2 separate regions of the Mus musculus genome follow, and region 1 is linked to region 2. The links are chromatin contacts, found by POLR2A ChIA-PET in ENCODE. All regions are on one chromosome and are shown on one strand. Each heading gives the region's core, a stretch centred on a gene start or an enhancer-like site at or near the end of the contact. The rest is flanking DNA. Distances are from core to core; before and after follow the strand shown.

What was found. ChIA-PET counts read pairs that join two places held with the same protein, here RNA polymerase II (POLR2A).
Region 1: POLR2A ChIA-PET joins it to region 2 with 19 read pairs in Patski. The contact joins the enhancer-like site here to the promoter of Rbm8a in region 2. POLR2A ChIA-PET finds 5 or more read pairs at or near these places in 5 of 5 experiments (Patski and embryonic stem cell).

What each region holds. Positions count from the first base shown.
Region 1 is chr3:96,662,248-96,665,553 of GRCm38, forward strand. It overlaps Itga10 (integrin, alpha 10), which reads left to right. Exons shown (of 30, transcript NM_001302471.1): 29 at 348-461; 30 at 718-2,272. The coding sequence ends at 783. Among named protein-coding and RNA genes, the nearest start is that of Ankrd35, 6.2 kb to the right of the region's middle. Within about 2 kb of position 1,429, at least 1 of the 3 ENCODE cell types and tissues checked has a DNase peak (open chromatin) inside an H3K27ac peak, as active enhancers do.
Region 2 is chr3:96,628,616-96,632,317 of GRCm38, forward strand. Rbm8a (RNA binding motif protein 8a) reads left to right here and starts at 1,313. Exons shown (of 6, transcript NM_001102407.1): 1 at 1,313-1,413; 2 at 1,687-1,746; 3 at 1,862-1,939; 4 at 2,251-2,387; 5 at 2,817-2,953; 6 at 3,074-3,702. The coding sequence starts at 1,347. The coding sequence ends at 3,119. It also overlaps the pseudogene 6330549D23Rik.

The DNA of each region.
Region 1 (3,306 bases), core at 179-2,678, 34 kb after region 2:
GAAGTGGCGGTTCCATGAGTCTTGCTTCTTGCTTCAGTGTTTTTAAGTAGGAAGAAGTTTTGGTTTTTTGCTTTATTTATTTATTTTTTACTCTATTTAGGGCTGGCTTTGTTATAATGTTGACTGAGGCTGAGTTAAAGGGCAGACATAAAACACAGGTCAGGGGTGGTGATGCCTGCCTGTAATTCAAGTACTGGGGAGCTGAGAGAGGAGGCTTGCCATGAGCTGAAGGCTGGCCTGGGACATGAAATAAAAATGCCTCAAACACAAGCAAACAAACCAAGCCACAAAAAGCCACCTCAAAAGCCAAGCAAGAAAAGACAAAACAAACTCTCCTTGCTATGCAGAGTCACTTGGAGGTGATTCAGACCCACCCGACCCTCATCTCCCTGTGGATCCTCGTTGGCAGTGTCCTGGGGGGGCTGCTCCTGCTTGCTCTCCTTGTCTTCTGCCTGTGGAAGGTAAGGCCAGCATCTTATTCTGTTGGAAAGAAAGGACAGGCTCTGTGTTAGTTAGGATGGGGCTAGGGGGCTGCCATGTTCAGCTCTCCTTGACTCTGTCCCACAAATGATGGTTGAATCAACCTAAGCCAAATAAAATAAATCTGAATCTCATTTTTGGAAACAGAACAGAAGCGAAGACCTCAGATAAGCGAGGGCTATTGGCAAGGCCCCCAGCCGGGACATCTGGCAATGACTGGTATCTTTTCCTCTATAGCTTGGCTTCTTTACCCGTAAGAAAATCCCCAAAGAAGAAGAAAGTGAGGAGAAGTTGGAGCAGTGACTGACTGACTGCAGGAGGCTCAGAAGCCCACTTTGGCAGCCTTTTCAAGAGACTCTGTATCCAAAGGAGGCTTGGAGGCTCAAAGGGGAAAAGATGCTGCCAGCATGTGTCTCCAGGCCTGCAGCCTGACTTGACTTTTGAGCCATGGCGATGCTTCTGGCAAGAGATGAAGCTTTGCCTTAGCTGAGAAGGGCTGGCACCAAAACACATAATATCCTCACCCTGTGCGTCCCCCTTCCCGACGGCTTCCACAGCTAGCACAGGTTCTTTGTTTTGGACCCTATCTTCCCCATTACCAGGAGTCAAATGATTTTGCTCCCGACTCTCCTTGCAGATTCCCTTTGTCCCCCTCTCAATTCCAAAAAGAAGGTTATCCTCCGCCCCGCCCCCCCCCCCCCCCCCCCGCACACGCGTACACACTCTCTCACCTTCCTGCCTGCTCCCCACTCCACAGGAGAGAGCTGACGTTGGCTTAAAAGAAGTAAAAGTCAACATCTGCTGCTTTCCCGTGGAGTCCTGTGATTCATAGATCTGGGTGGGGAGAGTCAACAGGAAAAAAGGAGGGAGGAGAAAAAGCCACAAGAGACATTCTGTACAATTCCAGGGCACAGAGAATCCTTCAGACCGGCAACTGCCAGCCGGCTGAAACCTGAGACTTCACAGTACTCCGCCCTCAGGTGCTAGGGAAACCCAGCTGCCCCCAGGCTCTCCGGGCTGAGGCATCCCAACCCTCATCCTTCTCTGGGAGCAAGGCCAGGACTTGATGCTAAAATTTCCGGAGCCAGAGGCCCCCAAGTGGTTCAAGCTGGGATAGCAGGGGAGCTTGGTGACAATTTTCTCCATTTACTCTTCGGGGCTTTCGTAACTGAAAGCTTCACGGTGGCAGGAAGAAGCCCTTTCACCGCACCAGGTTTGGGTAACAACAGCCCCCTGAGATAGATCCAAACAAGCGGGAATCTGCATCTGGGAGGAAGCCTACATGGTTGGCATCAGGTGTCTGGAGAGTAAGCACCTTCTTGCCCAGTGTTGGCGCTATAGCGGTGATAGCCTGGGAAGACCATTCTGAGACTCCTGTCATGTGCTGTAGGTGTCTCTGCTGCAGTGAGTTTTTCAGCCCTTTCTTGATCACCTTTTCTGGAAATTGCGTGTTGACTAAACCCTCTCCCTTTTGTCCTATGTTTTGGTTCATGGGTAAGTGTAATTCTCATAGTAACGGGGAAACTCGTTGTTTATTGTAATTAAGACTTTTGAACAGCAAAGACAGTTTCTGATCTCCATAGTTTAGCTCTGACAGAGGCCCTCTTAGACTGTGATGAGAGGAAATCTGATTGAGCAGTTGACCAGCAGCCAGAGAACCGGTCTTCCCAGGCTGTTCTGAGTCTGCTTGCAATGTTTATTTTGGTGTCTCTGGTCTTCTGCAGAGAGTCCCTCCTGGGGACTGTCATGGTGAGCAAATGGTCAGAACAAATAAAATCCAGTTATCAAATGACTTCTGGCTCTGTTTGAGTTTCCTGGGATATAGAGTGCCCATGGATAGTGTTTGCAGCATTTTAATACAGCAACATGGCTGCCCTGAAAAGGATCGCATCCAAAGACCTTCTAGATCCCTGTGATCTGGATGGAATACTGACATGCCTTACTCCCAGGAGACAGAGGCAAGCAGGTCTCTAAGTTCAAGGCTAGTCTAGTATAGAGTAAGTCCCAGGTAAAGAAAAGTTAAGATCCAGGCATGGTGGTACACACCTTTAATCCCAGCACTCGGCAGGCAGAGGATGCAGATCTCTGAGTTCTGTTTAGTCAAGTCAGTGAGTGCAGTTCATTTGAATTGGGAATCCAGTGAGTTGAGAGGCAGGTCAGTTTGTAGAATTCAGAGGTGGTTTTTGGTTGTTTGTTTGTTTGGTTGGTTGGTTGGTTGGTTTTTTTTCAAGACAGGGTTTCTCTGTATAGCCCTGGCTGTCCTGGAACTCACTCTGTAGACCAGGCTGGCCTGGAACTCAGAAATCCACCTGCCTCTGCCTCCCAAGTGCTGGGATTAAAGGCATGCACCACCACCACCCGGCCAGAGGTGGTTTTTTAAGGAACAGTTTTACAGGGACAGGTTGCAAAGAGAACACGGTAGTAGGCATTGGTGAAGACAGAACAGGCCAAAGAATGAGAAGGAACCAGAAGATTAGATTGCTAGAGTTAGTTTGAGGCCAAGTAGAGAAATTCATTGAGAAGCTAAGAGAAGTCCGATTAAAGCCGGGCGTGGTGGTGCACGCCTTTAATCCCAGCACTCGGGAGGCAGAGGCAGGCAGATTTCTGAGTTCGAGGCCAGCCTGGTCTACAAAGTGAGTTCCAGGACAGCCAGGGCTACACAGAGAAACCCTGTCTCAAAAAACCAAAAAAAGAAAAACCAAAAAGAGAAGTCCGATTGAATCAGTCAGCTTGGAGAGGGGTTTGAGCCAGAACAGCTGAGCTGACCCAGCCAGCCAGAGTTCAGAAAGTGCTAGAAAGGGTTAAAGGGTGAGCTTGTTCAGAAGT
Region 2 (3,702 bases), core at 63-2,562:
AAACCACCTGAGCGGGGAAGTGGTGGCACATGCCTTTAATCCCAGCACTTGGGAGGCAGAGACAGGCGGATTTCTGAGATCGAGGACAGCCTCGAAATACAGAGTGAGTTCCAGGACACCCAGAGCTACACAGAGAAACCCTGTATTGAAAAGAAAAAAAACAAAAACAAAAACACCTGAGATGGTTCTTCTCAGTTGTCAGGCTTACTCTCTCTGGAATGAACTACAAATCCAGAAATGAGGGGCACACCTGTGATTTTCTGTTTGGTGGAGTGGGTAGATCCACTTCTAGTCCAGACTTTAGGTAGGAAAGAACACCTCTGAGCTACATCTAGAGGCAGGAAGACACAGGCTTTTCTTTAATCTTTTGTTTGTTTGTTTTGTTTTTGTTTTTGGAGACAGGGTTTCTCTGTGTAGCCCTGGCTGTCCTGGAACTCACTCTGTAGACCAGGCTGACCTCGAACTCAGAAAGCTGCCTGCCTCTGCCTCCCAAGTGCTGGGATTAAAGCGGGCAGGCACACCTTTAACCTGGGCCACACCTTTTGCTGAAGCCTATATAAAAACATGGATGAAGGAAACTTTTGCACTTTGCCTTGCTCATAAGTCCGTTTCTTCACCGGCACTGGAGCCTACTTTTTCTGGATTCTAGACCAGCTGAGACATCCAGCCTTGTGGAACTAAGCAAATACTAGATTCTTCGACTTTCTGGACACATCTAGTTATTCTCCAATTAGCTGGACTGCAGCCCGTAAGTCATTTCAATAAACCCATATATGTAGATATGTATCAAAGGATTTCTTGCTAGTTGAAAGTTTTATGAGAAAGTCACTGACTTCACTCACCCTTTAAATTTGCCCCAACGCGGCTGCGCTCCGGACCTTCAATCTACCTGATCAACTTGGCTGTAGAACTTCCGAAACCACTTTATTTTACTTTTTATGTTTTTGAGAAAGGGTCTCATTCTGTAGCCTTGGAGCCCGGCGTGGTAGCACAGGCTTTTAATCCCAGCAGCATGTGGAAGGGGAATATAGTTGGATATCTGTAACTTCGAGCCCAGCTAGGGCTATATAGAGAGACCCTGCCTCAAAAGAAAAGAAAACAAAACACAATCACAAACCATGTAGCCTACGGCCTCATACTCGCAGAGCTCCATCGGGGTCCCAGAGTGCTGGACGTTTCTAGCGCTTCATAGTGGGGCCGCCTACATTGGCGAATTTTCACCGCGCCGAGGGCGGGACTTGGAGGCAACCTTTAATTGGTCAGCCTAACTCGTGACGTTTTTCTTCTGCGACAGCTTCCCGAGGTGCTTAGCTTCTAGAGACTCAGAAAGCGCCGAGAGAAGCAAGATGGCGGACGTGCTGGATCTTCACGAGGCGGGGGGCGAAGATTTCGCCATGGATGAGGATGGGGACGGTGAGGAGAGTGGAGGCGACTGCGGGAAGAGGGGAAGGTGCGAGAGGGGAATGCAGTAGAAATTTTCCTGGGACGTCACCCCACGAACTGGGTCTGAAAAGATAGACTCCTCCCCCTTGGGAAAGGAATTAGGGGCGGAACTGGGAAGGGACTGAAGCTGGAGTCTGTGTCGAAGCTTCCAGATAGTCTAGGAAACGCGACAGGTTTTTTTTGTTTTTTTTTTCAAATGACTCTTATTTTTGTTGCTTCTTATTTTCTCACCTGGAACTCTAGAAAGCATCCACAAACTAAAAGAAAAAGCAAAGAAACGGAAGGGCCGCGGCTTTGGCTCCGGTGAGTGTGGGGAATAGGGTAGAGTGGTCTAAGAGGCAGAAGCCCGCGAATTTGGGAGTGTGAGGGGGACACATTTGGAGGACAGTTTTCGGTGATCTGGTATGAATTCTTTTAGAAGAGGGGTCCCGAGCGCGGATGCGGGAGGATTACGACAGTGTGGAGCAGGACGGCGATGAACCTGGACCACAGCGCTGTAAGTAAATAGGACCTATGGGGAGTCTGTGTGCACTGGCACTCAAATGCAAAGTAAAGAGTTGTTTAACCAGTCTCAGAAAATTGCTTATTGTAGGTTCTTTTCAGAATTTTTCTTTTTTAGTTTGTTTGGTTTTGGGTTTTTTTGTTGTTGTTGTTTTGGATACAGGGTTTCTCTGTTAAGCCCTGGCTGTCCTGAAACTCTTTTTGTAGACCAGGTTGGCCTCAAACTCACAAATCTGCCTGCCTCTGCCTCCTGAATACTGGGCTTTTTAGCTTACATGTTCATACAACACTTTCCCTACCCAACAGCTGTTGAAGGTTGGATTCTCTTTGTCACTGGAGTCCACGAAGAAGCCACTGAAGAAGATATCCATGACAAATTCGCTGAATATGGGGAAATAAAAAATATTCACCTTAATTTGGACAGGCGCACGGGATACTTGAAGGTAGATTTTCTTGCTTCCCTCACTTACAACTCTTAGATACATTGATTATGTTGTTTTTGTGAGTTGATCAAGCACAGGTAGGAAGTGAAATGACATTGGAAATTGATTTTGTTACCCACATGAAAGAGACAGAAACAGAATGAGCATGTTTGTGTATATAATGGGGATATGTGGTGTATAGCTGCGAAATTTTTCTTGTAACTATGCATTTCTGGTTTAAGGAAAAGAGTACTTGGTTGGTGAAGTAAAATTCTGATACTTTTTGTTGTTTGTTTGTTTGTCTTGAGACAGGGTTTCTCTGTATAACAGAGCCCTAGCTGTCCTGGGCTCACTTTGTAGACTAGGCTGGACTCTGCCTCTCTAATGCTGGAATTAAAAGTGTGTGTGTGACGCCTGGCTAAGCTTTGATACTTTTATATGCTCCCCTAGGGGTATACTCTAGTTGAATATGAAACATACAAAGAGGCTCAGGCTGCCATGGAAGGACTAAATGGTCAAGATTTGATGGGGCAGCCAATCAGTGTGGACTGGTGTTTTGTTCGTGGACCACCAAAGGGCAAGAGGAGGTAAGATGAAGGGATGGGGGTTGTACATTTATTTATCTTAGTAAAGGGAACATGAGCAAGATAAATAAGGATTCAGTATTAGATCTCTGATATTCCCCTTCTGTTTTTTCATTTTCTTAGAGGAGGCCGAAGACGAAGCAGGAGTCCAGACCGGAGACGCCGTTGATAAATCCTCTGTCGACTGGGTGGTCTCTCTACAAGTCCATTTGGTTATGCTGCCTTGGATAAACAGGGCTAGGGCGGACCTTGTGTTTATATTTAATTTCTTACCCTATCTACTTGGCATTGCTTTTGAGTTTTAGAAAAAAATAAATGTTCCATTTTGTTTTCTATGTTTATTACTTTACTGTTCTGGAAACTGAACAACTACAGTGGGGCATTGTGAATGATTGTGAAGATCCTTCTGTCTGGCGTGGCATTCTAAGTTTCTAGAAAGGCTCATGGAGACTGTTCAGCATTTCTTTGTCTTAGAAGATAAGGGTAGGGATAATGAGATTTTTCTTGTGGAATTAAGGAATGTATTTTGCATAACTCTTGTGAGCAGATGTTATATTAGTGTCTCTTGCTTCTCTGTCAGAGCCTGTGCAGCTGGCCTTGAACTTCAGGGGCTTTGTGATGCTTAGCCTACTCTATGTTGAATATGGTGCTGAACTGTGAAGTTTATTAGTTCTTACAATGTAAAAGAAACCCAGCTTGATGGGCTGGAGAGATGGCTCAGTAGTTAAGGGCACTGACTGTCCTTCCAGAGG